Regions from separate parts of the Homo sapiens genome. Here all the other regions are linked to region 1. The links are chromatin loops, found by intact Hi-C in ENCODE. Cell type or tissue: heart right ventricle. All regions are shown on one strand.

What was found. A loop is a pair of places that touch in the nucleus more often than their neighbours do. Peaks named below come from ENCODE experiments on the same cell type or tissue, not always from the same donor. Only the 100,000 strongest peaks of a DNase experiment are listed, where the experiment ranks them.
Region 2: a loop joins it to region 1, with 9 times the contacts of the local background. A loop is called at or near these places in 91 of 110 quality-filtered maps.
Region 3: it touches region 1 in a loop (11-fold over the local background); 95 of 110 quality-filtered maps call a loop at or near these places.
Region 4: a loop joins it to region 1, with 6 times the contacts of the local background. A loop is called at or near these places in 93 of 110 quality-filtered maps.
Region 5: it touches region 1 in a loop (4-fold over the local background); 7 of 110 quality-filtered maps call a loop at or near these places.
Region 6: it touches region 1 in a loop (2.6-fold over the local background); 91 of 110 quality-filtered maps call a loop at or near these places.

What each region holds. Positions count from the first base shown.
Region 1 is chr5:58,889,044-58,894,043 of GRCh38, forward strand. No RefSeq gene overlaps it. Among named protein-coding and RNA genes, the nearest start is that of PDE4D-AS1, 150 kb to the right of the region's middle. RefSeq lists an enhancer at 1,626-2,825. In heart right ventricle, a CTCF peak has its summit at 2,867 (motif pointing right); DNase peaks (open chromatin) are centred at 2,248, 2,608 and 2,838; H3K27ac peaks cover 1,516 bases.
Region 2 is chr5:59,004,626-59,009,625 of GRCh38, forward strand. The region is part of intron 6 of PDE4D (phosphodiesterase 4D); the gene reads right to left. Among named protein-coding and RNA genes, the nearest start is that of PDE4D-AS1, 33 kb to the right of the region's middle. In heart right ventricle, a CTCF peak has its summit at 3,044 (motif pointing left); no DNase peak of the experiment used is centred here.
Region 3 is chr5:59,172,019-59,177,018 of GRCh38, forward strand. The region is part of intron 5 of PDE4D (phosphodiesterase 4D); the gene reads right to left. Among named protein-coding and RNA genes, the nearest start is that of PDE4D-AS1, 130 kb to the left of the region's middle. In heart right ventricle, CTCF peaks have their summits at 1,687, 2,416 (motif pointing left) and 2,624; no DNase peak of the experiment used is centred here.
Region 4 is chr5:59,165,062-59,170,061 of GRCh38, forward strand. The region is part of intron 5 of PDE4D (phosphodiesterase 4D); the gene reads right to left. Among named protein-coding and RNA genes, the nearest start is that of PDE4D-AS1, 130 kb to the left of the region's middle. In heart right ventricle, no CTCF peak of the experiment used is centred here; no DNase peak of the experiment used is centred here.
Region 5 is chr5:59,152,263-59,157,262 of GRCh38, forward strand. All of the region lies in intron 5 of PDE4D (phosphodiesterase 4D), which reads right to left. Among named protein-coding and RNA genes, the nearest start is that of PDE4D-AS1, 110 kb to the left of the region's middle. In heart right ventricle, no CTCF peak of the experiment used is centred here; no DNase peak of the experiment used is centred here; H3K27ac peaks cover 368 bases.
Region 6 is chr5:58,990,337-58,995,336 of GRCh38, forward strand. PDE4D (phosphodiesterase 4D) reads right to left here. Exons shown (of 15, transcript NM_001104631.2): 7 at 3,036-3,129; 8 at 1,496-1,668; 9 at 468-566. Among named protein-coding and RNA genes, the nearest start is that of PDE4D-AS1, 47 kb to the right of the region's middle. In heart right ventricle, no CTCF peak of the experiment used is centred here; no DNase peak of the experiment used is centred here.

The sequences.
Region 1 (5,000 bases):
AAGAAAGAAAGAAAGAAAGGAAGGAAGGAAGGAAGGAAGGAAGGAAGGAAGGAAGGAAGGAAGGAAGGAAGAAAGGAAGGAAGAAAGAAAGAGAAAAGCACATACATACAGCAAAGAGGAATTGATTGTGTTTGCTTCTTGCCTCAGGGATAGTTTGTTGCCATTGATTTCAGGTCATCTGGAATATACAATTTTGCCAGTCCTTTAACCACAGTTTTAGTAAATAGGATAATTAATTGAGCAGATTTTAAAAACAAAGTTCTATGAGAGATCTCTCCATGGTAGCCCCCAAATCCAGTGCTCTGTCTTCTCTCAATGCTACAATGACTCTCCACTGTGCTCAAATGTATGCCATTTGTGCATCCACTTCTGGCCTCTAACAGGAGGTGAATAATTTTGCTGAGAGACTGGAGAGTTGTAGAGAATTAGAGATAATTTCTCTGCTCCTGTGCTCTGTGTACACAAACACAAGCTGGACACAGGCCCGTGGGAATAAACCCCGGGTGCAGGCAGTATTTCCTGAAACCTAAGACACTGCATGCTGGACTCACTAAACCTTAAGGATGGAGGCAGTGTGGTTAAACACCTCCAGTTTTCAGATAAATAGACAGGTCTGTGATCTTCTGGAAGCAGAGCAGAAGATGGAAGCTTGGACTCTGGCACTGAGTTGCCTGGATTGGAATCTGACCTCTTTAATTCCTGGCTGCTCTGCAACCTTAGGTATAGTGCCTAACCATTCTGTGCTCAGCTTCTCTATCTGTGAGATACAGATAATTATAGGCTGGATGCAGCGGCTCATGCCTGTAATCCCAGCACTTTGGGAGACCGAGGCCGGCAGATCACCTGAGGTCAGGAGTTTGAGACCAGCTTGCCCGACATGGTGAAACCCCACCTGTACTAAAAATACAAAAATTAACCAGGCTTAGTGGCGTGTGCCTATAAGCCCAGTTACTCGGGAGGCTGAGGCAGGAGAATCGCTTGAACCCGTGAGGCAGAGGTTGCAGTGAGCCAAGATCCTACCACTGCACTCCAACCTGCGTGACAGCGAGACTCCCTCTCAAAAAAAAAAAAAAAAAAAAAGAGAGAGAGATAATTGTAGCATTTGCCTCATAGGGTTAGTTGACCAAGCAAGTTGATACATTTACAGCACCTGGGTGAGCCCCGTGCTGAGCCTGTGGTTGCTCCTTGATAAATAGACCATGGATGAATGAATGAATAATTCAACAGGGACTGGTGTACCCACTTCGCAGATCAAGAAATGAGGCTAGAGAAGTTATGGGGTGCACCCAAGGCTACAAAACTAGTGAGAGGTGACATGAGGCCCCAAAAGCAGCTCCTGGCCCCCTGCCACCACATCACATGGTCACCCCATTGCTGATGACCCCGGTAAAGCTCAGCAAGCCAAGGTGCGGTCACCTCGGTCCTGTCCTGCCTCCGACACTCAGCGAATGACCTGTCCTCAAACCTGGCAAACAGTAGGCTCTATGTGCAAAGCACCAGCTTTAACCCAGCACCTCCTCCCACTCCAGTGGGGCAATTCACTGTCGAATCTTCTCGGCGACGCAGGTAGGAAACCCCCGGCATCTGCTCATTAGGGCTCCTTCTCATTTTTTAAACGGAATTGTCATACTGGCTACCTCTGTGCTCGCACAGACTACCACAGCGCTGCCACCAAGTGTGAGGAGCCCAAGATCTTTGTTCTCTCTTTGTTCTGAAGGTGACTATTTCTTCAGGGCACGCCTTCCATCCCTCTCCTCTGCCCACCCCTACTTGCTATTCTGATGGAGTTCTCTGTCTCAGATGAGAAGAGGGGACTCCGACTGTGCGGTCCCCGCTTCCCTTCTCTCCCTTTGTCCTCCTCCCTCCATCAGACATCACGATACTCTTCTTTGCCTGCTTTCCTCTGCCTGTTCTTCTTATTTTATGCCCTCTGTGCTCTTAAGGGGGAAGAAAGGGGGGCTTCCAGTGATAAGCCCTCAGCTCCCTGTTCCCAAATGCATCCTAATCAAAATGGGACAGTTGTGACACCACATCCTAGGACTATTAAAATGTCCTCTTTGTTGTTTCACCCCACAGCGGACAGATTAAGGACACAGGCATCTGTTGGGAAGCATAATTGTCACTGCTCAGTTCCATTATCCCAAGGAGCAGCCTCCTCTGACGTTATCGCAAGTGACCTTGAGCTGCCCAAGAAAAATGCTGTGTCTGTTCTAACGTTCTTGGCGACCAGAATTCCCCCAGAGGAGCAATTGCGTCAAGGATGAATAAGATCAAGAGCAGCAAAAATCACATCATTCATCCGGTACAGAGGGAGGATTTCAGGCTGGATTTTATGTGGTTAGGTTGCAAGTTTTTTTGTTTTTTGAAGATGTTTTATTGCTTGGGAAGGTGAAGTGTAGCCTTAAAGTATTCTCATTCTGTGATGACACCCTGGCCCCAGGGGAGAGCTCTGGCAAATGCTCAGGGGACCCTCCCTCCTAGCCTTTGTTTTTTTAGTGATGACTGTGGATGTGGAGAATGCAGGAGGCACAATCTTCTTGGCAATGTGTTTCTGCTGTCGTCACACTGTGCACTTTAAGTACAGATTTCTATTTCACTTTTCCTCTGCACCCGCCCATCTCACTCTTGCATCTGGTGCCCCCCGCCCCTCCCCCGTGTTGCTGGCTTCTTTTCCACCCCTGTGTGTTCTTTGAGCCACTTGAATTTCACTCTGTCCTTTGACCTTTGCCGCGCCATGAGCTTGCCTTTCTCACCTCCCTGAGTTACCCTCAGCCTAAAGGCCAGACCGATGATACTGTGGCCTGAGGAAGCTCACAGATGGCACCCCCGAGGAACAATGGGATAAATGCTGCACGTGGCAGAAATCACCGCCAGATGGCACTCTACTAAATTCCCTGCACATCTCGGCTCTGATGAGAAATTACCAACTGTTTATTATATAAAAAAAAAAAAAACAGATCACTGAAAAGCATCATGAGAAGTAACTCAGCCCAGTGACCTCCAAATGTTTTTCATTTCTGATCCATATCAGTAAAACTTTTTGACCATGCACATCCACATGTACTTATTTGTAAATATAGATGTACTACTCTCAGTCTGTATTAAATATTAGCAAAACATAAAATATGTTTACATAAAAATCAAAGTTCCATATATATAGATATTCTAATACTTTCTTCCTGTACTACAAAGAATAGTTTTATACACATCCAAGGGTATATAAAATTGATCTACCTCATATTTCTCTTCTTCAAAAGGACCTTTATTTTTCAATAAAACAAGTTTTGTTTTGTTTTGTTTTTCATTTTTTTGAGATGGAGTCTTGCTCTGTTGCCCAGGCTGGAGTACACTGGTGCGATCTTGGCTCACTGCAACCTCTGCCTCCTGGGTTCAAGCAATTCTCCTGCCTCAGCCTCCCAAGTAGCTGGTACTATAGGTGTGCACCACCACACCCAGCTAATTTTTTGTATTTTTAGCAGAGACAGGGTTTTGCCATATTGGCCAGGCTGGTCTCAAACTCCTGGTCTCAAGTGATCTGCCCACCTTGGCCTCTCAAAGTGCTGGGATTACAGGCGTGGGCCACCATGCCTGGCCCAAAACAAGTATGTTTTTTAGCATGTACTGTGTACTCAGCACTGTAGAAGGGACAAAAAATGACTCAAATTGATTAAAATATTCTCAATCTACCAAGTTCACATACTATAGCTGTTGAGGCAAGACGTTATAACAGATGTCAAAGATTCAGAGTATAAAACAATATGCATTGTTCTCACTTCTAAGTGGGAGCTGAACCAATGTGAACACATAGACACAGGGAGGGTAACAACACACACTGGGGCCTATCAGAGGGGCGGGGGGCGGGGGGAGAGCATCAGAAAAAATAGCTAATGCACGCGGGGCTTAAGACCTAGGTGATGGGTTGATAGGTGCAGCAATACACCATGGCACACATTTACTTACGTAACAAACCTGCACATCCTGCACATGTACCCTGGAACTTAAAAAAAAATCTTAAAAAAATGAAAAAAATAAAAAGTAAGAGACAGGGAAAAAAATGTGTGTATCAGCCAGGAACTTAGTTGTGAACAATATAATCCACTCTTATTATTTTAAGGAAAAAGGAATTTATTAGGTGGCTTATAGAATTTCTTGCAGGACCAGTAAGCTAGGGTTAGATAATGTGCTGTAGCCGGAAGAAATAATCAACCACCCAAGGGATATTCTGGTGGAAATCACTGATGCAGTTGCCCATCACTCTGCACCAGTGACACCAGGGACCAGAGAGTGCAAACTCTGCTAAAGATACCGAGGGGAGGCATGCTTTGGCTACCCCACTTGCAAAGAAAGTTGAGCTCCCTGAACAGATGCAGCCACATGCTACCATGAAGGAAGAAGAGACCAATGCAAAGCCGGGGCTTCCTCCTTCACTGTAGCATGTGGCTACATCTGCTCAGCAGAACCTAGGCTGTATCCAGAAGCAGGCATCAGGGGAATCTCTCTAACTCTCCTATCTCTGCTGTGGAAAAAGGAAAAAGAGACTGGAAGGGATGTTGAAGGAGTCTGTGCATAGAATCTGTTACAATAGTTTCCATTTGAGGAGAAAGGCCGATGCATACTTTAAGCTCTCACATGGAAAATTCTGGGAGGCTAGTTCAGGACCTGTCATAGCTACATGGCTGGGCTCTTGGATTTCAGCCTGAGTCAGCTATGGGTTCCTGCTACAACAGGTAAGCTCTGAAGTGCTTCCTACCTGAGGCAATTTTTTGTTTCCCCATTGCATATCTGACTTTCACCCACTGCTGCATTTTAACTTCCAAATTCTCCTTGGTCTCTGTTCCTATTTATCTGCCTGAATTTTAAGCTCAGTTTTATATTCACCCCCATTTCTTCCTGATCCCTACCTCTTCCCTGCAAACAGATAGTTGCTTCGCTGCTTCATCTAACATTTGGCTTTTATCCAGTCCCTTGTCTTGCTCACTATCTTCCCTAGACATTGGCTG
Region 2 (5,000 bases), 120 kb after region 1:
CCATGTAAAAATATTTAATACTTATACGTAAAAAGTAGTTGGGTTCTAGGCTCAGAGAATTATAAATGCATTTTGTTTTTTCACCTATGTGAATAGCTGCTGGGACTTTTTGGAAGTTGTGTGGGACACACAGCAAACCTCCCTGGTGAAAGGCTGTCCCATGTATCCCAGGACATCTAGCCTCCCTGGCCTCTGCCCACCAAGCACCAGGAGTACTCCCCAGTCACTGTCCCCTGAAATTTCCTGAATGTTCCCCAGTGTTAAGAATCACTGTTCTATTTTTTTCAACTGTCTTCAACTTTGACTCCTCATCCAGGGTGGAGGATCTTTGAGGCCAGAAAAGTATCTTATTATGTCCCTGTATTTCTCAAGGTAGTGTACTATTGCCACAAAAAGATTGTTGGCTGATGCAGATGCAAAACATCAATATTTTTATACTGATTATAGGTGACAGGAAAGGACAAGGGTTTTCACCCTCAGCAAAATCATCAAAAACATTTAAAACAGATTACATATAGTAGATAATACTCCTTGTCTTAAAACATTATGCAGAAACACACATACAGTTTCCCTTCCCTCTAAAATCTGCAGCCTCTTCTCCCTGCTGAATGTGAGTGATGGTCCCTTCATTCAACAGACTTCTATTTGGCAACTATTATGTGCCAGGCATTCTAATAGGTGCTGGATGTGAAAGGATTTAACTTATTCAAATAAGTCCCTAATTTGCTGCAATAAGGGAGATTATTTAATCATATTGAGTAAAAAGTACCAAGGAAAGTTTCCATATTTCTAGGGAATAAGAAATCTTTTCAAAAATCTCTGAGCCAAATTAAAATTCATTTCATTTTCCCTAATCTCCATTTCTAGGAGACTAGAATCTCCTTCCTATTGCCACGGTAGCTGCTATCTGCAGAGAGAATCTAGATAATTTAGAAGAGAAATTTGAATAGAGCCAGAGAGATACAATTCTTATAGTCAGACTTGGCTTCACCAAATTTAATGAAGAAACTTTAATAAGTTACAACATTTACTAGGCACCTACTATGCACAAAGAACTTTACATACCTCATTTCTAATCTTGGCAACATTCTGATAAGATAAATATTATCCCTATTTTAACATGAAAAGATGGACCTTCTTACATATTCAATAACTTGCTCCATAGGTGACAGGATTGAAATGCAAACCCAGTCCTTGCTCTTAATGGTGTATGACAGCTCATCATATAATTAGGCTGATGCAAACTCTATGATAAACAGTATGAATCTAGGAGTGGATTTGTTTATCCTCAATCTTTTTGCTAACTTTACAGTGCCTTGAATTAAAGAATCATGGTTACTATCACCATGGTCAGATCTCTGGACAGGGTGAGGAAGCAGGTGCCCACAGGCAGACAGCCCTGCCATATAGTGAGACACGCTTATGTTTGGGAGCGCTATGTGAACAACACACAGCTGCCCTCATATGCAGATGTAATGATGACGACACATTCAGACAAGGAACTGAGGTCCAGAAAAGTTCTGACAACACAACTTGAGGGACAGCGTTACAGCTAGAGCTCAGGTTTCTTATCTGTAATCCACTGCTCTCAAATGCCCAAATGATTTTATATACATATATGCAAGTGTGTTTGTTGAAATAGAAAAAATAGTTTCTTGGCCTGGTGAAGTGCCTCATGCCTGTAATCCCAACATTTTGGGAGGCCAATGCGGGAGGATTGCTTGAGGCCAGGAGGTCGAGACCAGCCTGGGCAACATAGAGAAACCACCGTCTCTACAAAAAATTTAAAAATTAGCCAGGTGTGGTGGCATGTGCTTGTAGTTCCAGATACTACTGAGGTGGGAGGTGGGAGGTGCTGAGGTGGGAGGATGGCTTGAGGCCAGGAGTTTAAGGCTGCAGTGAGCTATGATTGCACCACTGTACTCCAGCCTGGATGACAGAGCAAGACCTTGTCTCAAAAAAGAAAAAAAAAATTCCCATAATGTTCAGTTAGTTCTCTTTTTCAGACTTTTCCTAGAAATACCCCTCAGAATTTCTAGAGGCCACTTCCCTGCTATTCCTTGTTTTCTCAGTCCTTACCAGATACCCAAGCAATTAACAATCTTTTTGAACTATTTCAGTACATTTCAGGATATTTGAAATTCTGCTGATGGAGCTGAACTGCTGATACATTAACACATGCTGTCATTATTGACTTTGTAACAGAGGTCAAGAGAGAAAAGATGCATTTTTGAATAGGGAAAAACAAAACTAAATTATGGGGAAACTAAGGCTCAGAGAGGTCAAGTTGTCTTGCTCAAGGTCACAAAGCCAGTAGTAAGTAACAGGGCCAGGATTTGAACCCAGACTGTCTGGTTTCAGAGTACTCTAAATTGCCAAAAAAAGAAAACTATTTCAGGCATTATTTTATATTTAGCCTAGAGCCTACATAATAGATCCGTTAATATAATCAATTCTAAGCTGTATATTATATTACTGTGTTTGAAATATTTAAGAAATATTGTTTAAAATAAGTGTATTAGCTCTTGGACCTCTCCAACATAAGGAGTTTTCCAGGCAGTAGCACTGTTTGCAGTAGGACTTACATTATTGGAAAATATTTTATCCTATAATCAATCTACATTTATTTTACACCTTTCACCTTAAAATTAAAAGTCGTGGTAGTTATTAATCAAGAAGCAAATCTATATAACGTGGTCTCTCATATATCCAGTACTGTTCAGCTTGAACAAATGCAAATCTAATTTTTAAATGTCCCTTGAAGAATTCTGAGGCAAAGTTAAACTTCAAGTATTAAACAGAATAGCCACAGAAAACTAGTGTTTCTCAGCCTCCCTTTGCTTTCAAATGCCTTAAAAATATTTTAGAGGCAGACAATAATCTAGAATTGATTCATAACCAATATTTTACATAACAGAATGTTACATGTATTTTCATATTATAAAAACTATACTTTCTTTGATTAATGCTAGTATTCTGAAAACATCGTTAGTGCCAGTAAATCCACTAAATCTGTTTGTATTTACTGCCCTCTAGTGATAATGGCTCTACATTTGATTAAGAAAAAACTATTCCTTTCAGTAAATGAAAACATCTCTTGTAAGTTTTATGGAGATTTGAGATTAAGAGGAACTCCAGGCTGCTTTTTTAAAACCAAATAATCATCTGAACAAGCTGAGAATCGTTCTCTAAATGATCTTATTTTAATTTTTTTTTAACAAAAAAGTCTCATTTAAAATAGTAAACACCTGCAACATGTATGGAGAAAGGAAACCATTTTTGCTAAGAGGCTCCTTGAAGCTGAAATAACATGAGACTGATCTGATAGCTGTATTTATATTTCTCTTCTACATGGGCTAACTCTCTTATTAGATGTTAGCATAGTATTCTGTAATTGTTGATACAGTTTGAATTCATATATGGTAGAGACAGAGTTTTGTATAACTATTTAGTCAATTTACCTAAAACCAGCAGCAGCAGCATATCTACTACAGACTTTTGTTTCACTGAAGAATAATCATGACAATAAATGGGTGCAAAAACTTCACATAAATGAAGCCTCCACAAAAATAATCTTGTATGAAAAAGTATTGTCTCCTTATAGAGAAAATTAGGATCTCCAATTCACTTAAATTGGCCTAAATGAATACCATAATCATCATAAAATAGTTACTAATGTCCCCTCTGTACTTCGTGGTATGCTTTGTGGAAACAATTTAAACAAAGAGAATATCTGTCTCCTAAAGTAATAATAACTAGTGTAAATAGGCATGCTTCCAGAAATATATAATCTTTTACACATATCACTTTAATATGTGCATCTTAAAATAATTTTAAGTAATAAAATTTGAGCTATAAAAGAGAAATGATATTCTTTTCAACAAAGAATGCTTGAACAATTGAGCATCCACTCATAAAACAAGAAACTTCAACCTTTATCCTGCACCACACTAACATCTACTTGAAATGAATCATAGAACTAAATGTAAAATCTAAAACTAAAGAACTTCTAGAAGAAAACACAGTAGAAAGTAGTTGTGATCTTGCGTTAGGCAAAGATTTCTTAAACCACAAAAGCATGAAGCATAAAATAAAAAATGGTATACTGGACTTTACCAAATTTCTCTTTGAAAAAAACTGTTAAGAAAACAGAACAACAAGCCACAGACTTGAGAAGGGAATATGTACAAAATGCATATCAAATAAAGGACTTGTATCCAGAAATTATTTTTTAAAAAATCTTTACAACACAATAAGAGGACAATCCAGTGAAAAGATGGTCAAAAGATTTGAACAAACAAACACTTCATAAGAATCAAAAAGATCAATAAGCATGTGAAAAGATCCATGACCATCATTAGACATTAGGGAAACAAAAAGTAAAACCACAGTGAGATGCCACACTACATACTTACTAGAATGTATAAAATACAAAATACAAACAATACAAAATGCTGGCCTGGATGCAGAGCAAATTAAATTCTCATACATTGCTAGTGAGAATGCAAAATGGTATAGAAACTTTGGAAAAAGGTTTGACAGTTTCTTATAAAGTTAAAAAGTAGAGTGACCATATGACCCAGCAATCCTACTTCTAAGTATCTACCCATGAGAAATGAAAACATATGTCTATATAAAGACCTATATGAAAATGTTTATAGCAACTCTCTATAGCAGAAACCCAGAAACAGTTCAGATATCAGTCAACTGGTGAATGGGTAAACAAATTGTGTCCATAAAATGACATACTGGAAAAAAATGAAATACTAAAAAGCAATAAAATGAAACAAATTACCAATAGATGCAATAACACAAAATGTATTATAAGTGAAACTTATAATTCAACTCAAAACTCAAAAGTATTGTAAGTGAAAGAAGCCATTCACAAAAGGCTATATCTTTAATGTATTATTCATTCTGGCAAGGCAAAACCATAGGGACAATCAGCACTGGACGTGGGGTTTGGGGAATGACTATAAAAAGCAAGAGAAAACTTTTTG
Region 3 (5,000 bases), 280 kb after region 1:
TATATAATAAATATATATTATATATATAATATATATATATTATATATATAATAAATATATATTATATATATAATAAATATATATTATATATATAATAAATATATATTATATATATAATAAATATATAATATTATATATATTTATATAATATATGTATATAATATATAATACATATATAATAAATATGTATATAATATATAATAAATATATAATAAATATGTATATAATATATAATAAATATATATTTATACAATTTATAAGAAATATATATTTATATAAGAAATATATATAATTTTATAAAATATATAATATATAATATATTATATATTATATATTTTGTATATATTATATATAATATATATTTATATAAATATATATATTTAAAGAGGTTTCAGTCCAGGCTCTGTGGCTCATGCCTATAATCCCAGCACTTTGGGAGGCCAAGGTGGGCAGATTGCTTGAGCCTAGGAGTTCCAGATCAGCCTGGGCAACACGGCAAAACGCCGCCTCTACAAAAAATACAAAAAATAAAATAAAAAATTATGCACACGTGGTGGTGCATGCCTGTAGTCCCAGCTACTCAGGAGGCTGAGGTGGGAGGATTGCTGGAGACTGGGAGGCGGAGGTTGCAATGAGACAAGATCGTACCACTTCACTCCAGCCTGGGCAACAGAGTGAGGCCCTATTTCTAAAAATTAATTAATTAATTAAAATAAAAAATATAAAGGCTTCAATCATGGCATTTAGCTAGTACTTAACTATTTATAATTCCTTCTCCCTTACTTTGTAAATTTCTTGAACCAGTAGTCACATTTTACCTCCAGAGCGTATGCATGCCATATATAAGGTGCATGGAAAATACTGTTGACCAAGCAGATAATAATAATAATAATATTATAGCAATAATGATAAGTAACATTTGTTGAATACATTCTGAGTACCAAGTACTATGTTAAGCACTGAATTAGAATTTACTGATAAAGAATACCCCCAAAACTTGGAGAATTTAAGTACATTGACCAAAATTAGACAACTACTAAGAGGAAAGCTGGGTTTTTAACATATATGCTAGCTCATCACCTTTTTGCTAGGCTAAATGAACATGAGCCCCATTTAATTATTTCAATTAAAGTTATAACAAAGCATCCAAATCAGATATTCAGACAAGAGAGACACAATTAAATTATTTCCCCTCATAATTAGGACATAGCCCTTGTTTTCACTATTCTTAAAACAAGTCTAACTTCAATCAATTCCTGGTCAAAAAGCCACGGTGTCAGATCTGATCTTTTTATATATTAATAGGTATGGCTCTACTCATTAAATAAAAGCATAAAAGGCCAAAACAAATTCATTTGTAAGAAAGAGAACTGACTTTTACTGCTCTAAAAGATCATAAGTTTAACTAATAAATAGTAATACTCCATGCATTTATGCAAATCTTTCAGTTCAATGTTTTTACCGGAAGATTCTTTTTCAATGAGGATTTTTGTAAAAGTAAACTCCTTCAGCTTAAAAGATTTAGGAAATCCGACAGTCATTAGATGTATTAGATGCTTTATCAGTTTTTTATTAAAGCTATTAAACACAATGTATCATCAGCATTTTTCGATCACATTTCTTAAAAAGCTTAATGAACACATATTTCTGGCAATTATTAAAGTGTGGCCACAATCTTTATTCTATTAAAGGAAAAAAAGAACTACAGCATGAAGCTGCTGCCTGCTGGTGGTTGATGAGGAAGTAGGGCTTCTCTGGCAATGGCTGGGTCTCTTGTCTTCCCTATACACTGACACAACACATGTTTTACTTCAGTATCTCCTGAGGACTTACATATTTCTCTCATGTAGATCCCTTTTGCCTTCTTTATATGGTTCTTGCTCCCATCTATTAGATCTCTCTATATTTCTTTTTAAAAAACTATATATACTACTTGCTTTTATCACACACACACAGATTTAAAAGGCAGATCTAAGTAAGTAGCCAGCATCCTTATTGTCACCATGAAATAGTTGCTTAGTTTCTTTCATTCGATAAGCTCAAAGCATTAAGTGATTAGCCCAGATAACAAAAAAATAATTGTCCCAATTAAATATCATTATTGTTTTTCCCCCTTATTAATTCTTAGAAACTGCTTGTGCTTTAGAACAACAAACATATAAGATTAAATTTCTTCTCATTGTGTTTTGACAGACTAGCATTATTTGGATAGTTTACTTTTTAATTTTCTACGTGCCAATTGACTAAATTCTATTTAGAATGCACTTACTGTTTTTAATGAAGCCATGAATCTTCAGGGTAAAAAAATACAAAAAGGAATGAAGACTTAGACCAATTTACTTATTTATTTATTTTCTGGACTAAAACCACTTCTGTGCTGTTCTATGCTTGTCACTGCATCATGTGTCTCCCCCTACAGGTAAAGAGCAGGCAGCTGTACTAGTTTCACCGCTCCTGTAGAAGAATTTGTATTTTCCAAAGTCAAAATCCAGAAGTCTTTTGCTTTAGGGTGCTGGTCTCTATGCCTCTGGGGTATAAGCAGTAGATATAATCAAAATAGCTATAACTACAGAGATATGTCCAGTGAGAGGTTGGGATGAGAAATTTTCAAGCTCATATACAAATAATACAATGCCACATCTATTACTCAGGAGTTAGTATTAATACTTCATTTACTTTCTCTAAAGCATATACTTCCACGGTGGGTATAAAGGCCACCCGAATCTAATGGTTTATTTTACTTTATAAAGGTGTAAGAAGGACCATGGACTCGAAAAAGGAACCACATGTTTATTCCTGGCATTGTCACTAAGCAGCACCCTCTCTCACTAGGTCTCAGTTTTTTCATCTTTAAAATAAAGATATTTAAATACGTTTTCTTTAGAGTTGTGTCCTTGCATGAAAATCCTCTAATTGAGGATGATTAAATAAACATATTGGAAATATGGAAATTCAGAAGCATTGAAAATGGTATTGTGAAGATGTAACATTTAATGAGATGGCTGCAGAATGCTTGCCTTGAGCTAAGGTTGTTCGAAAATGAAATGCTTACAAGGAAGGACTGTGCTCCAAGCTACATGGCTGTACTTCAAAAATGGGATCACTGTCCCAGTGCAGGTATGGCTTGGGCATCTCTGACTCTTTGCCACCCTCTCATGTTCCAATGCACTCTTTACTTCTGGTGTGCACCACACATTAAGGACGTATGTAGGTGAGCCTTACTCTAAATGATAAAAGGATTACTAAAAATGTCATGCCATGACTGTGTGAAAACAAAATCATAAATGAAATGTACCAAAGAAGCTGACATACCAATATTCTCTGTTACCTCTATTCTACCAGTTTTTAAATTAGCTTTAGGAACAAAAAAATGTCAGGCATTGGGACAGGGTTATAGGAAGAAACACTTGGTGAGTTCCTCATCACATTCGGAACTCTATCCATTTTTCTTTCTTTTTTTTTTTTTTTTTTTTTTTTTTTTGAGACGGTGTCTCACTCTGTCACCCAGGCCGAAGAGCAGTGGCCTGATCTCGGCTCACTGCAACCTCCGCCCTCAGAGTTCAAGCGATTTCCTGTCTCAGCCTCCCGAGTAGCTGGGATTACAGGCACCTGCCACCACGCCTGGCTAATTTTTGTATTTTAATAGAGACGGGGTTTCACCATCTTGGCCAGGCTGGTCTTGAACTCCTGACCTGGTGATCCACCCGCCTTGGCCTCCCAAAGTGCTGGGATTACAGGCATGAGCCACCATGCCCGGCCTCCATTTTTTTTTTTTTTTTTTTTTTTTTACTTTAGGAGACAGGGTCTCATTACATTGCCCAGGCTGGTCTTGAATTCCTGAGCTCAAGCAGTCCTCCCACCTTGGTCTCCTGAGTAGCCGGGATTATAGGGGTGTGCCACCATGCCCAACTTGAACTCTATCCTTTTATATAACTTATCTCCTTGAATTCTTGCAACAGTCCTAAGTGTTAGGTACTCAAATCTCCAAAATGAGGAAATGAAGCAAAAAGGAGAGACTGGGTTCACATTCAGGCTCCAAATGCCACACATCATCTTTGTCATATCACACTAAAGAGCAAAAGAGCTATTTAAGTCTCTTTTATAAATGCAAACTTCAAAGCCTTACTTTTAAGGAATTGTTAGATCATTTTAGACCTGTATGTTTACCTACTATATATTGAAATAAAAACTGGCCAGTGACCTACCTTTAAAACCTAGCTTTAAAACCCTAATGCTATAAAATCAAACTCTCGGCCAGGTGTGGTGGCTCATGCCTGTAATCCCAGCATTTTGGGAGGCCAAGGTGGGTGGATCACCTGAGGTCAGGAGTTCAAGACCATCCTGGCTAACACAGTGAAACCCTGTCTCTACTAAAAACACAAAAAGTTAGCCGGGCGTGGTGGTGGGCATCTGTAATCCCAGCTACTTGGGAGGCTGAGGCAGGAGAATTGCTTGAACCCAGGAGGCGGAGGTTGCAGTGAGCCTCAGATCGCGCCACTGCACTCCAGCCTGGGCGATAAGAGCAAAACTCTATCTCAAGAAAAAAAAAAAAAAATCAAATTCTCCTGGCTTTAATACATGTCAAATGCAATAACCTTGAAAAGAGGAAGAGGGTATTGTAAATTCTATGTGACAACTCCTTAGAAAGCATGGTATGTGATATGTAGACTGCTGAAGTTCTTAACTCTTCTTTTTTAAAAATTAGAGTTGGTTTACAGAAAAGTGATAGAGAATTAATATTTCTCCTTCAAACAACTATGACTCAAAAGTGAGTTCTTAGACTTAGAAATTCATCCTGAACAACAGTGTATCATCTCTATCACAAAGCTACCAGCGTCTGTGAATTGTGATGAGAATAAAGGAGACAGTGCTGGGAGCAGGAGGAGACCCCATTTTGATGGGCACAAAGCAAGCGCATCCATTTTGGCCAATTTAAGGACCCACAAGTTTTCCTCTCATGATCTTGCAAGCTTGCCTTTCTCTCACTGTTCCCTTTCCTT
Region 4 (5,000 bases), 280 kb after region 1:
GAGTATCATAAAAAGAAATTCAGTGAGAAATAAATTAATAAAATAAATAGTGCATTGAAACCAATCCTACTAGCATTTATTTCCCCTATCTAAGAGCACCCTAATTTCTTTCAGGAATATACTTTGTATCCCTATTAGATAATCTTAATAATAGTTAACCAGCAATGATCAAGTGCTTACTGTGAGCCATGCATTTTGCTTCATTTTTCATAAATATCTTTTTTTTTCCTAAGACAGAGTCTTCCTCTGTTATCCAGGCTGGAGTGCAGTGGCACGATCTCAGCTTACTGCAACCTCTGCCTCCCAGGTTCAAGTGATTCTCCTACCTCAGCCTCCCAAGGAGCTGGGATTACAGGTGTGCAACACCATGTCTGGCTAATTTTTTTGTGTTTTTAGTAGAGACAGGGTTTCACCATGTTGGCCAGGCTGGTCTCAAACTCCTGACCTCAGGTGATCTGCCCGCCTCAGCCTCCCAAAATGCTGGAATTACAGGCGTGAGCAACCATGCCCAGCCTTTCATAAATATCTCCTCAAATAATTTTCATGAACTCCCTATGAGATAAATATTATTATTGTGCTTACTTCAAAAGTGAGGAATTTCAGGCTCTGGAAGGTTAAATGAATTGTTTGAGCACAAGCATCTGTAAGTCGTAGTGCTAGAATATGAACCCACAAAATCTGGTCCCATCATTCAGCTCTTACTACCACATTTTATAACATAGTTTGGTAGAACTGAAGCCACCTGCCTGTTCTCTTTTAGCCAAGGCCCAGGACGCAAACAAGACAAATTAGATCCCTTCACTGCTGTTTGACTCTTGAAATAATGACAAAGAAACTAAGAACAGTTGTGGGGATCTCACTCGACTACTCCTGCCATGAGACTTTCCCCTTGATTTGTAGCCTTCTAGCACTGTAAAGATGCACTGATTCCTTCAAACCTCGTCCTCCAGCACCCCCACCACCACCTGTCGCCCCACTAATTCTCAGGGAATTCAGAATTCTTCCTATATTCTTCCACTAAGAATTTTGCATTAATGAGCAGAGTTGGTTTTTTTGTATTGCAAGCAAAGGATCATTGCTGAGACACCATTTTCTAAGGGGAGGTGATAAGCCAGCCAAGGGGAGAATTGTATGGAATCCCCAAAGAACAAGATGCAGACAACACTGTTTAGTGTGCCACAATAATTTAATAGACTCACTGAGAAATAATAGCATGACAAAAGGCCAGGTTAATTTCCTCTGCTGCCCTTTCTGTGGAAATGATGAAGGTTCTTGGGCTCCTCTCTGATCCACTGGTCTTAGATACATTGGCCTTCTCCTTTATTTCCAGTACCCTCAACAGTTTCCAGTAAAGAGAAACAGCAAGGGAGGGTCTGTAGAAAGACAGACTGTCTTGAGGTTGGCTGAGGGGTAAAAGAAATTTCCCAGAAATTGCTCCTTTTCCTTCACAAACTGCCTAGAATTCAGATTTTGTCTCCTTCAAAGTTGCATCTGGGAAAATGTGTTTATATGCTTATTCCACACATTGCCATCATTGTAATGATTTTAGGGCTCCCTGTCTTGGAATTGCCTTAAAAGTCCATGTGATACTTCTTAAAAAACTCTTTAAAATCCCTTGAGAATGGTTTCATTTCTGGAGTTAGCCCCATCTAAGCTAATTTGACATTCTGTCTGGTGAATAGGGTTGGTAATCATATTGGAAATAATATTTTTGGTCATAAGTGAAGTGTTACTATAAACCAGTGAGATTGCTTATTGCTTTTTGGTATGTGTGTGTCTTATATGGTCTGTAAATGGTCTCTAAAGCCACTTCCAAAATGCTTTCAGCAATGGCATCAGGGCTCAAATAATTGCACAGTTTCCAGAGATGGCTGTTTTGAGGATCAACAGTAATTGAATAATATAATAATATTTATTGGTAGTTTATAATACTTTTCAACATATTAAGCACTTTCCACATGCTTTTAAATAAGACCTGACATTTACTATGTCCCAGACACCGTGCTAATTTTTTTACACAGATTATCTCATGTAATTCCTCAAAATTAGGAAGGTATAATTATTACCCACCACATTTTAACAGAAAAGATCTAACACATCGGCGTGACTTTTCTAAGGTCACACGTAAAGTGGGTGAGCAGGACAGCCAGCCACGAAACCCCAATTTTCTGACCCCTGAGTCTTGTTCCTCCTCCTTCACATAGATTTTGACTTGTATGTCAAAACACAAAAACAAAACCTACCAATGTTTGAGATTTTTTTCTATGGGAGGATAAAACCTAGGTCTGTCTCTGTAGAAGCAATATTAGTCAAATAACAGTCAGTCCACTGTCAGTGACTTCAGAGGTATCTTACTTGTCATTCAACTCTGAGGTCTCGGTTTCACGACCAGTTCTTTTCTATTTTCCTTTTGGCTATTTTGAAACATGTCTTCTTTTACCAATCTCAGCCCTCCACTTTCTCATGCTGTGAAGTATTCCCTAAATTTCTGAATTATTTTCCCAAACCATTTTCAGTCTCTAAGCTAACACTGTAGGCAGCTTCTTAGCTCTTTAGAAAAACAATCTCACCTGCATCTGCTCCATTCTTCCTCTCTCCCTTCCTTTCTCTCTTCTTTATTTTACTTATTCATTTATCCATTCACTTATAAGCCCTCTGTTTTCTATTAACTTAATGCTTTTTGTCATTCAACAGAACACATTTTAGCTTTTTAAGTTCCACAAACCTCTAGAGTAATGGTCCTGAAGCTTACTGGAGGTATTTTATTCATCCTTGGGTCCTTGGAGCCTAAGCATAGCCTTTCACATACTAGGGACTAAATGAGTAAAAGCAAAGCCAGGAAGAGGCAGAAATCAAGTTCTCTATGTGGACAGTTCTGTGTTCAATATGCAAACATCAGAAACATATCCAGAAAAGAATGTCATAAACACCCATCTGTTTTGTGTGGCATATAGAATACAGTCAATTAGAAATACTTCCACAGGACCAACAGTGCTGAAAAGGAACCACAAAAAAACAAAACAAAACAAAACAAAAATACAGAAGGAAGACGGCACACTAGAAAGCACTGGATATTTAAGCATCAGAAATATCTCAAGGAAGTGCATTCAGGACATGGTGAGCTAGGAAACTTTTGCCTAGCAATGGTAGCTAAGAGATGATAATGGCATGAAGAGACTTCACCCAAAGAGAAGATTAATATTCCCAGTAGTTGGGGCCTGCCCTTTCAGGCCTTCGTGGTAAGTGGTCCCAGAAGCAAGGTGAGTGCTAACGCTGAAGCACTGCGTTACCCTGGTTCCTCCGAAACACCCCATCTGCCTGACTTCTCACACACACCTGGGCCTTTCCTTGTCAATGCTCTGCCCCTGGGCACTCTGGTGACAACGGGCACTTCAGAAGAGTCAGGAAGAGAAGTGTGGGAATTGAAGAATCCTATACCCCCTGGCAGGAATCCTTTCCTTAGCTTATATAACTATAGAGAGTTTTTAGGGTTTCCCAAAGAGTTTCTGTGCATCCACAGATCTTATCCCTCCTCTTGTCCTACCCTCCACTCATATACATTCAGGAATAGATGGTATAGATTTGTTTTCTGTTCTCAAAAGAAAAAAGAAAAAGAAAGAGAGAGAGAGAGGGAGGGAAGGAGAGAGAAAAAAAAGAAGAGAGATGTCCCTAGGGAATAACTTTTGAGGACCAGCACATCCAGCAGCTTGTGTATGTGTGTACATGCCAGTACATTTTAGGAGAGGACTTGACATTCTCCCTCTGAGTCAATCCGTACTTTGTAATTTTCTACCTATGTATCTTAATCAAATTATTCAACTTGTCTAGCCCAGTTTTGCATCTATGAAGCAGGAATAGCAACGGTGTCTACCTCTTTGGATATCATAAGGTTTAAAAAGATTACTCATCTAGAGTGTTTGGTACATTTCAAATGTCAGTAAATGTTAACTTTTATTAATATTAGTATTAATAATATATCCAACTGATTTTTAAAGCATTTTTTGAGAGAGGCTTTTTGATATAACAAAAGAAACGACGCTGTGAGTGCACTCCCTATTTATTTAGAGTTAAATAATTCAGTGTAACATCCAACTAGTAAAATTTGGGAAATGAGCCTCAAAGGAATTTTCAACATTTTGCCCCACCACAGTCACTGTATTTCTGAGTATGCCTAGAATATTTTTTAAGGCTGAAATGGGTGGGAAGCACTTTGTGGAGAAAGGGAGTGACTGAAGAATGCAGTTTGTGTGGTTCTTTTATTTTTTTTTTTTCTTTTATTAGTTTAAGGAGACTTGGTACTGTGTCCAAGAAGACAAAAAGAATGCAATTACTAAACATTTCCCAAATTCCCTCCCTCCCACATCCACAAAGGTAGATGTGATACTTGATTTTCTTCTCAGAGACGAGCAAGCTGCTCTACTTAAAATCTTGTATGTATTTTGAGAGATAACAGATGATGACCCTGACGCTGATGCCCAGGATGACGAAGTCAGCACAGATAATAATATCACCTTGTATCTTCTTTCACTAATCGTGGAGCACTTTGCACATATGATCGTGCTTATCCTGGGCTGCACTGTTTGTTAGATGAGGGTGTGGGTGTCACTATATATACTTTCCAGAAAGACAGGTATTTTCCAACAAGCTATCATCAACTCAATGACAACACTGTACACAGGCAGCCCTCTCACCTGCTTTCTTCAGTATTCCATTATTCTCCCAAATTTGGCCAATCAAGCCCATTCACCTGGGAGTATTTGTTAATAATTTAGATCCTGAGCCTTATCCTAGACATTCAGTTCTGGAAAGTCTGGGAATCAGTCATTTTGTGGTTGTTCTCAGGAAGCCCTTGGGGATTCCTTTGATCAGAGACAGGTTTGGGAAGTATTGCTCTTTTTAAACTCAGGGCAGCGGGGAAGGGATGCTGGCAGGAGTGGACTTTGGTGACACTGAGATCTTTTATTCATGTGGTAGCTTTTCTTACTCTGAGACAGAGTTTT
Region 5 (5,000 bases), 260 kb after region 1:
AAGAGAGAAACAAAGCAAAGAAAATAATAAAATGGAGGAAGTAGGAAAGAGAGATGTTCAGACAGTGGAAGGATGGAAAAGAAATGTATTTCTGCTAATAATTTTAACCTTAGTTTTTCCACATTATAATCAAGATTTCTATGCCTACTATATTGTTTCTACCTGCTTTAATAACAGCTGGAAAAACATGTTGAGTATGAACATACCTTTTTTAAAGGTATTTTTGTATTAAACCAGCCTGTAATAGTTTGCAAAACAGATGTTCACATTTCCTTGAGTTGAAATTATTCCCTAGAAATGAGTAAGACGAAGGATACATGAAGCTAAACCGGTCATCCAAAAAACGGTTTGTTTATTTGCCCTACCTCTTTACTGTATTGACTAGGTCGTTTGATGGGATTAACTAAATTGACCGGTTATTTTGAAATGTGTTAACCCAACTGTAGGCTTTAGGGAAAATAAAGCCCCTAGTGTTCTTGGTGGTGTTTCTTTCCAAGTTTCTCTCCACAACACAAACCACTTCCTTTTACTTGAAGTCATTTTGCTTTTCTCATTAGTCTCACAGTCCAGGGGCTGGTGTTGAGTGCTGAGGCAGCTCTCAGTTCAAGACCATAAAACAACACAACAAAATTAGCCCAAAACATAAAAGGAAAGCACTGTGGAGTTGTTCTTCTCCTCTCAAGAAAAGGAAAGTGGAAGTTAGGGCAGATAAAGTATGAGAAAGAGATCAGAGATCTATTCTTGCATAGGGGTGGGGAGGTAGAATGAATGAAACCACAGCCCAAGTCAGAGGGAAAGAAAATGGAAGGAGCAAAAACAACAAAAATCCCCCACCACCTCTCTCGACATTCATCACAACAACTCTCTGTGCACCTGGCATGGTGCTGCACAGTTGTCAGATCCCAGGCATGACTCCCTAGTGTTTCCATGAGGCTGAATAAATAGTGTTCTCACAGACTCTCCAGTAGCAGCGGGTGAAAGGCCAACCTTCATTGACCACTATAAGGCTTTTCTTAAATGCTACTCGGACACACCAAAAGAAATGTTGTCCTTTTCACAAAAACATGTCCTTGTTCAGGACCATGTAAGTTATTTAAAATAATGGTCAATGAAACAAATATAGCAATGGTATCGCTTCTCACATTTTCCTCATTCTGCTCAGAGGGCTGACAGAGTGGAGAAGATCATCCATCATCCACTTCTTTCAAGTTACTCCCTTCTGCCAAAGGGATTAAGAGACACATTTTCATCCCACTTTCTCAAATAGGAGAAAAAGTTTTCCATGCTGGTTTCTACTGTTCCATGTTTTGCTCTTATATTGCACCCAAGAATCATTTCAAGATGTTCTGAGAAGAGATGTAAAAGAGTCAGCTGATCTTCCCTACTTCAGGTCTATTGAACACAGGTAAGTTGGCATGACAGTGCCCCAGAACCACACACTAGTACTATGTGTGGTTATAACAAAAGAATTGCTATACTGGTGGGCAGGGTTTTTTTTTTTGTTGTTGTTGTTTTTTTTTAATAAAGAGGCATAGACCATAATTTTTAGAGCAATTTCATTAGGTTATGCTAGAGGTAGGTTTGGGAGAAGAGCCTGACTCGGCCTGAGGAAGGGGACTGGGCTTGAATTTTAGGTGTCCTCTAAAATGAGATAAAGTGAACCAGGCAATTATGAGAGAGAAGCGAGTTTTAGATGGTGAGAAGAGTACAAGTAAATGAAGACAGTTGTGAAACATGGTGCACGTGGGTGGAAAAAGTTTGCTGCTGAAAGAGTCAGCCAGGGGCTGGGCTGGAGAGGAGGTACAATACATATCTGGATAGGGGCTTTGGGTACCACACGAAAGAGATCTGATTTTATCATGGATGATGGGAAGGCTTGAAAAGGTTTTAAGAAGAGTGACATTTGCAGATTAATTTTTCAACTACATAAATTTGCTGGCATCATGGAAGGCCAGAGCTAAGAAGAGGTGCAACAGAGATCGACCATTTAAGAAAGTAGTTCTCTAATTTTAAAAATTATAGTAAGAAATACATTTTCATGGCAAAATGTCTGTGTGTGTTTGCATGTCTGTGGGTGTATCAATAATTTTATAAAACCATATTTATCTTTGATATTATAGATGTGGTTTTATACTCTTATTTTTTACGCAATTCTGTATCATATTTTTAAAATAAAATGCTAAATGCAACTGACAGTTTCAAAAACACTATTTCAGGTACTAGTACTATAATTCAGGGGAGAGTTGGTGAGTGCTTGAACTAGGGAAATATTAGCAGGTTAGAGAAGAGAGCATGGATTTGATCAATAGTTATAAAATAAAATAAAAATTGTATTCATTTGGGGCCGAGCATGGTGGCTCACACCTGTAACCTCAGCACTTTGGAGGCCAAGGCAGGAGGATCACTTGAGGCCAAGAATTCGAGACCAGCCTGGCCAACATAGTGAAACGCTGTCTCTACTAAAAATACAAAAATTAGCTGGGTGTGATGGTGTACACCTGTAATACCAGCTACTTGGGAGGCTGAGGCACAAGAATTGCTTGAACCCAGGAGGTGGAGGTTACAGTGAGCTTAAATCTTGCCACTGCACTCCATCCTGGGCAACAGAGTGAGACAACTCTGTTTCAAAAATATATATAGACAGACAGATAGATTTGGTAGAAGGATTCATGATTTATAAGTTTCGATCTTGGCTAAAAGTGTTTCACTAACTGAGATAGGAAGAACAGATTTGCAAAGAAATATGTGAGTCCAGCTCTGGACATATTGGATTTGAAGAGTTGGATATCAATGGACATTGGGCTTTTGTGTGAATAAATTTGGAAATTGGGGAAGTGCCTACTCTGAGTAGAGACAGAGTTTTGGGACCCACTTTCATAAGATGGAAAATACAACTATGAGGTACATGAAAACATCTACAGAGTACACAGAGTGAGAAAACCAATTAATCAAAAAGAACATTCTAGAATACTCACATTTAAGAGGTAAAGTGGGGAGGAAGAGAGACCATGAAGAATAGTGAAAAGAAGTATTCAGAGCAGCAAGAAGAGTGTGGAAACATCTGGAACAAAATGGCTCCCAACAAAAACATGTTGAATAAATATTTACTCAGTAAATGAACAAAGAAAGAGTTTAAGAAGAAGAAGCCTCTAAGAACTAAGAAGACAATTAGGAGTTCATTGGCAACCAAGGGAGGGCAGCTGGAACAGAGGTGTTGTGAGAAAGTCGTACTACAGTGGACTGCAGACTGAATAGGGATGAGGAGGTAGAGCAACTTGACTGAAAAGAGAAGATCAAGAACTAGCTAAAGGATCAATAAAGAGTTGGCTGAACTTTGCTGTGGTTTGCTGTGTATTGTTTTTAAGATTGTGAGAGACATGAATGGGGAAAGAGCCAGAATAAAAGTAAAGATTGAAGATGTGAGAGATAGAAAGGAAAACAGACGAAGCAAGGACTTGTGGGAGCTGGGAGGAGAGAGGATCAAGGGCCCAGATGCAGGGGTTGACTTAGAGCAGGAGGGAGAAGGGAAACGTCATCCGCTGAGACCAGAAGGGAGGAAGGGATTATGGATGTCAGTAAGAGACCTATGGATAACATCTATGGCAAGAGGATGTAGGAGCTGAGGAAGTTCATGCCTTGACACAGACTTTCTTCAAAAAGCAACAAGTTATTTGCTGAAAGGAGATGAAGAGCTGCTGGTTTGGGAGGCTTAAGAGAGAGGACAGGTTTGGAATTAGCATGAAGAGGACTGAGAGAGGGGCACAGCAGGAACTAACTGTCAAGTGCTCTGAGAGTCCGATGAGGTGACAGGTCTTGACTTTGTTGGAATTCCAGCTTGAAGTGATGTGGGATTATTTTTCCCAGGAATTCAGGTAAGGAAGTGGAAAAGGCAGACTGTAAAACTGACAGAGCTGGATTTTCCCAAAGTGAGTAAGGAGGACAGGATGGCAAGAGATTCGAGAGAGACTGGGCAGGCCAGAGGGAGAGGTTAGGAGAAGACTCATTTGCTTAAAGGAGATTGAAATCCCTGAACTAGAGACTTGCCAGAAAAAAAAAAAATATATATATATGTGTGTGTGTGTGTGTGTGTGTGTGTGTGTGTGTGTGTGTGTGTCTTATTCTCTTTTGTGGCAGACACTAAATTTGAGCCAAGGAGATGTAAGTAGAAGCATTATGTGGGATTTCTCAGAAGCCTTTTCTAAAAGGAGTGGGTGTACTATTCCTTCTTTTTTCCTCCTTCTTGCTGCTGGCCACTTAGTTGTGATGGCTAGGGCTCTTGTAGTCATCTCAGACCATGAAGACAAAGCCTATAATCTAGAAATGTTAAAAAAATTATCTGAAAGAAGCTCTGGGCCCTTGGTGATTTTAGAGCAGCCACAGCAGCCCTGGACTGCTCACTCTGAATTTCTGGAAAAAGAAATCAACTTCTGTCTTGATTGAAGCACAATTTTAAAAAATTGAAATAAAAATATTTTATATATTTATGGTATACAACATGTTTTGGTATATACAGCGAAATTTTCAGGACTCATTTACTAACCATATTCTAGCTAAAAGAGAATATATACACAGCAACTAGAGAACGAATAGAGATTTCTTGGAACAGAATGCTATCTTTCTACCATGTAATGCCTAAGCAGGGCACATACTTTATAGTAAGCAAAAAGCTTTGATCTTTGCAGGAGATTATAGACTGCTTTTGATTTGGGTAGAGAAGAAACAAAAGTCAAATCTTGGATTTCTTCATTAATTAAAAAAAAAAAAAGGCAAAATAAAGCCACATGTATGTTGTTTTTTCCCGTAAGGTCAAGCAAAGACTTCTTTATACTTTTTGTGAGAAAATGTATTGAAAATTAATGACATTAATACCCAGGATGGTACATTTCCATTGCTTCACAATTTTTTTTTCTTTCTGAAGGGTTAGAATTTCCACCAGTCAGCATAAAATGGTTAAAACTGAAGCCTAGTAAATCACTTGTATTGCATTGTTTTCAAAGTGA
Region 6 (5,000 bases), 100 kb after region 1:
TTTAAATCCCACCCTAAGCTGGAGCAAAGGGTCAATAAGAGAGAGAAATGGATATGAAGAAAGAAGCAGGACACAAGAAAGTGACTGAAAAAACTATATTCTAAGGTTAGTAGCCAGCAGGGGCTTTATTCATTTTTTTTAAGTTAGTACTCCATTCTCTATGCAGTCAGGTTCAGATGACTAAGATGATGTCTAAATTATTATTTTAATAAATTGCTTCAATTTGGCTATATCACATCTTTTTCTTAAATGCAAAAAAAATAACAAAATTGATGTTATTTGTGGTTTATCCACACTCCACCTTTCTGTATCTTTACTTGTCCCTTGGCAAAGGAGCAAATAAGGATAAAAGTATAAAAATAAGCAAAAGGTGGGGAATATTAAAAAAGACAAAATGTATGCATAAGCTACAGACTGGACATTAAGTTCCTAAATAAAATAAATGTAATAGAACTCAACCACCTTACCTGAAAAATGGTGTGCATGATAACAGTCAAGGGCCGGTTACCAGACAACTCTGCTATTCTGAAAACATGAAGACCCCATTTGTTCACATCTTCTAGTTCCTGGAGTGAAAAAAAAAAAAAGATACTAAAATATTAGAAAGTGGAGTAAAATATGACTCAATGAACACAATCATTTAAAAATTACAGACCTTAGGTGGCCGGGCATAGAGGCTCAAGCCTGTAATCCCAGAACTTTGGGAGGCTGAGGCGGGCAGATCACTTGAGGTCAGGAGTTTGAAACCAGCCTGCCCAACATGGTGAAACCCCATCTCCACTAAAAATAAAAAAAATTAGTCAGGTGTGGTGGTGTGTGCCTGTAATCCCAGCTACTTGGGAGGCTGAGGCAGGAGAATTGCTTGAACCCAGGAGGCAGAGGTTGTAGTGAGCCAAGATCGCGCCACTGCATTCTGCAATCCAACCTGGGTGACAGGGCGAGACTATGTCTCAAAACAAACAAAACAAAACAAAACAAAACAGACTTCAGTGTAAAGATTGTTAGATTGTTTTAAACAATGATTCATTTTAAATGTTAACAGACACACCATGTAAGCATAGGCAAACTTTAGGCACATTTACTTAAATGTACTGAAAATTGAACAGTATGGCTTAACCTTGTGACTTTGACATTACAACACATTTATGTACTTTTTAAGTATCAATCACAAAGCACTTCTTTAATGGATAAAATCTATTCACAAAACCTTAACTGTTTTCCTAAAACCCAGAAGACATGACAGATTTCTAACTCTTTAAGGCCAAACAATGAAATGAAGATGCAAATAATCACCCCCCAAACCCCTAAAACATACCAAACCACCTGTCTAAGGCACTTTAAAAGGAGCTTTATAAAATGCCTTCCCATCTTCAAAAAAAGAAAAAAAAAAAACCCCAATTAATAAACTTTTCTATCCATTTAAAAGACTAGAAGTGAAAATTCATGAAAGGGCATCATTTAATATTTATGATCCTGATCTTTGAAATCATCATACCTTGGCAAGGACATCTTCTTGTTCAGTTTTAACTCCAAACCTTGGGATACTTGAATTAGTCAGACTAGAGCTGTGCATCAATTTCTTGACTCCACTGATCTGAGACATTGGTCTTTTCTTTTTCTCCTTTTCCTTCTGAGTTGGAGAAGGAATTTCCACTTCATGTTGCTTATCTTGAGAAATTTAGAAAATGTTCTATATTTATTATTAATTCTATCTGTTTTATATCATATGCATAATTGGAAGGATTATAATTGATCATTATATATTCCAGGAAATGTTTCCAACTAAAAAGTTTCCTTTTAGAGAGTTCAGTATTTACATTTGAATTGGACTTAATTTGATGTCTTCAAACACAAAATTAAGCAAATAAGTTCCATTACAAAATAATAATATCAAATGTATTCCATGGTTACCTCTTTGATACAATGTCCTAATAAAAAATGCTGCAAGACTTAGCATGACAGCAGACTCAGAATACACAACAGGTGGTTATTTCCACTGTTCAATTCCATTCCTTTGTGAAACTGACTTAATGAACTGAATATTGTTCTTGCCAACTAAGGACTACAGTTTCAATACATACTTTGAAATGGTAGAAACTTTATACGCAAATGTCATGAAAACAGCAGTATATAAAACTAACAGCTAACTGAAATGGGTAACACTGTGGGAGCTGAAACAGCAGGTTTTGGATGACTTAGATTAATTCTGCTACTTTTTATTTCTGTATGATAGTGAGATAAGGGTTAAATCCCCAGGTTTTATGGGAGCATAGAGAATCATAAATATTACCTGATAAGTGAATACGTACATAAGCTAATTGTGTTCTATAGTAAAAGACCTAAGATATCTTCTTACTTTCATCCACGATTTCAAGGCAGTGATGAGCAACTCTAACTCATCCTTATATATAGAACATATTCTAAGTGTTTAATAAATGTTAACTATATATAACAGCAATTTTGTTTTGAAAGTAAGTCCAGGATACATTCAAATTACTGACCTTTATTTACTGCATTTTCTTTCTGTGGATGAGGTACAAGAGTTGTCCCAGGACACCAAACTCAGCTATTATTAGCAAACTTTTATTTAGCAATTGTATTTTATCTGCCCACCAGTTTACTAGGCTTGATGTACACAAGACGGTAAATTCATCGAGGGCAGGAATCATTTCTAATTTATCATTAAACACCTATTGCCCAACAATGGCTGGCATTTAATAAGAATTTGTTGAAGATATGAATAGATCTCTCTATAAAATATATTTTACAGTTTGGTACTATGAAAAAATGGCAATATATAATCTTAATTCAAGAATTCCTAAAGTCCTAAATAAAACTAAGAAAATGTACCTTGTCACCTGCAACTCTAAAACTCAGAGGCGGATAGTGTCGAATTATTAATATGACGAATGAAAACAAATAGAACTTCTAACACTTGTTTGGTTTCCAAAATGAGTTGGCACCCCAATCCTCCTACAAAAACAAACAAGCAAACAACTGAAGAAAAAAATTTAATTGCATGTTGTTATTCTCACCTAAGAATGTGTTTGATATAAACTCTGACACTTGATTTCCAGACCGACTCATTTCAGAGAGATGGGTGAGCTCCCGATTAAGCATCCTTTTAAACTGAAAAACAGAAAAGTAAAATGAAATAATAGAAGAGGAAAATTTAAGTGAAATATATATGCATACTCTGAGATACAGGAAGATATGCCCAAAGAATTTTTAAGTTGTCCTGACAATTTAGAACAGTGCCTTCCAGCAGAACTTTCTTCAATGAGGGGAAAACACCATAATCGGTGCTGCCAATTATAGCAGTCACTAGCCACAGGTGGTTACTAAGCATTTGAAATGTGGCTAGTGCAAATGAGAAACCAAATTTTGAATTTTATTTAATTTTAACTACTTTTAATTTAAATAATCACATGTGGCTCATGGCCACCAGACTGACCAGCACAAATTTAGACTCCCAAGGGCTGAAGGGAAAATCAGGAGAAATAAGCAAAGAAAAGGGAATTAAAAATTAAGATGTATTATTAGTTATTTAGAGAAGAGAGAAACTAATTTATAGCACATAAAAGTGTTGCCATACAATAAAACATGGAATGCTTTCTTCAATTAATTTATCATTAGCAGAAATGAATATATATACTGATCAAGGGCTCAAAATTTAGTCTTTTACTCCAAAGCAAAACTTAATAGACTTGAGTACTCTTCCAGGACTATGGAGAAGTAAAATATTTAAATAAATACTGTATAATGTTTCCTTTTAAAAGTTGTTTTTCAAGTAAGAGTATAACACTTATTGTTTCTCAACATCCACAAAATTTACCATTTTCCCAAGTCACTAAATAGGAAACAGGTCAATTTTCAACAATCTACTTCACAGTTTTTATTACTGATGCCATAGTGCCTATTTCATTGAAAGAAACACTGGAATTAACCTACCAACACCACATGGCATTACCAGTATCCAAATCTCCCAAAGATTTTACACTTCTCCCACCCCCATCAGCTGTTTCTTAAGCATTAAGCATTTCAGAGTCCTTTGACTCTGAAAACAACCCGACGAGGCCTTTTAATAAGCCTTTAATATTTGCCTTAATATACAGAAACAATGTATTTTTTCTACACATAGAGTAACTGCTATTAGATACTTGACAAAAAAAAGTCAGATGCATTTACTCTAATCATCAGATTAGCCTTTAAAATTTGAAATTTCACCATAAATTCTCATTTAAGTATGAAGGTAAGTGTTGAATGTATATTTTAGTGATGTTTGAAATATAATTCTTAGTATTTAATTATTTAGAATTATTTTGCTTCTCTGCATAATTCATACCAAGATGGCCTAACTCTATACCGTTTGCTAAATAACTTCCAAAGTCAATCTTATAGACCATCTAGATTAAGTTTTAACTCCGCATTTAACTGTTATCAAAACAAACAAAAAACCCTCAACCATTTCAATGGACTGTTGGATGAGAGAAATGTGTATTCGCATGCCAGCGTAGTCAAAAACAAAGAACTCGTCATTTACATTGGGTGTATCTCCTAATGCTTTCCCTCCCCCCTCCCCCCACCCCACAACAAGCCCCAATGTGTGATGTTCCCCTTCCTGTGCCCAAGTGTTCTCATTGTTCAATTCCCACATGTACCCTAGAACTTAAAGTATAATAAAAATAAAATAAATGCTGGGGAAAAAACAAACAAACAAACAAAAAAACAAAGAACTGGCATGACCAGTACAAATTCTGGTTGTTAAATTACTGGTCTAGAAAGCTTAGTCTCAAACTCAGGAACACTAAATTCACTTCTTTGTTCATATGTTTTTATAACTCCTTTCTAATTATAAAATGTACATGTGCTATAGAAAATGTAGAAAGCTATACCAAAAAAAAGAAAATAATGTAAATCCCCACTGCTGGAAGATAACCACAGATAATTTGTTAAATTTCCTTTTATGCCTTTTTTCTACCCTTGTATGTGAATACATA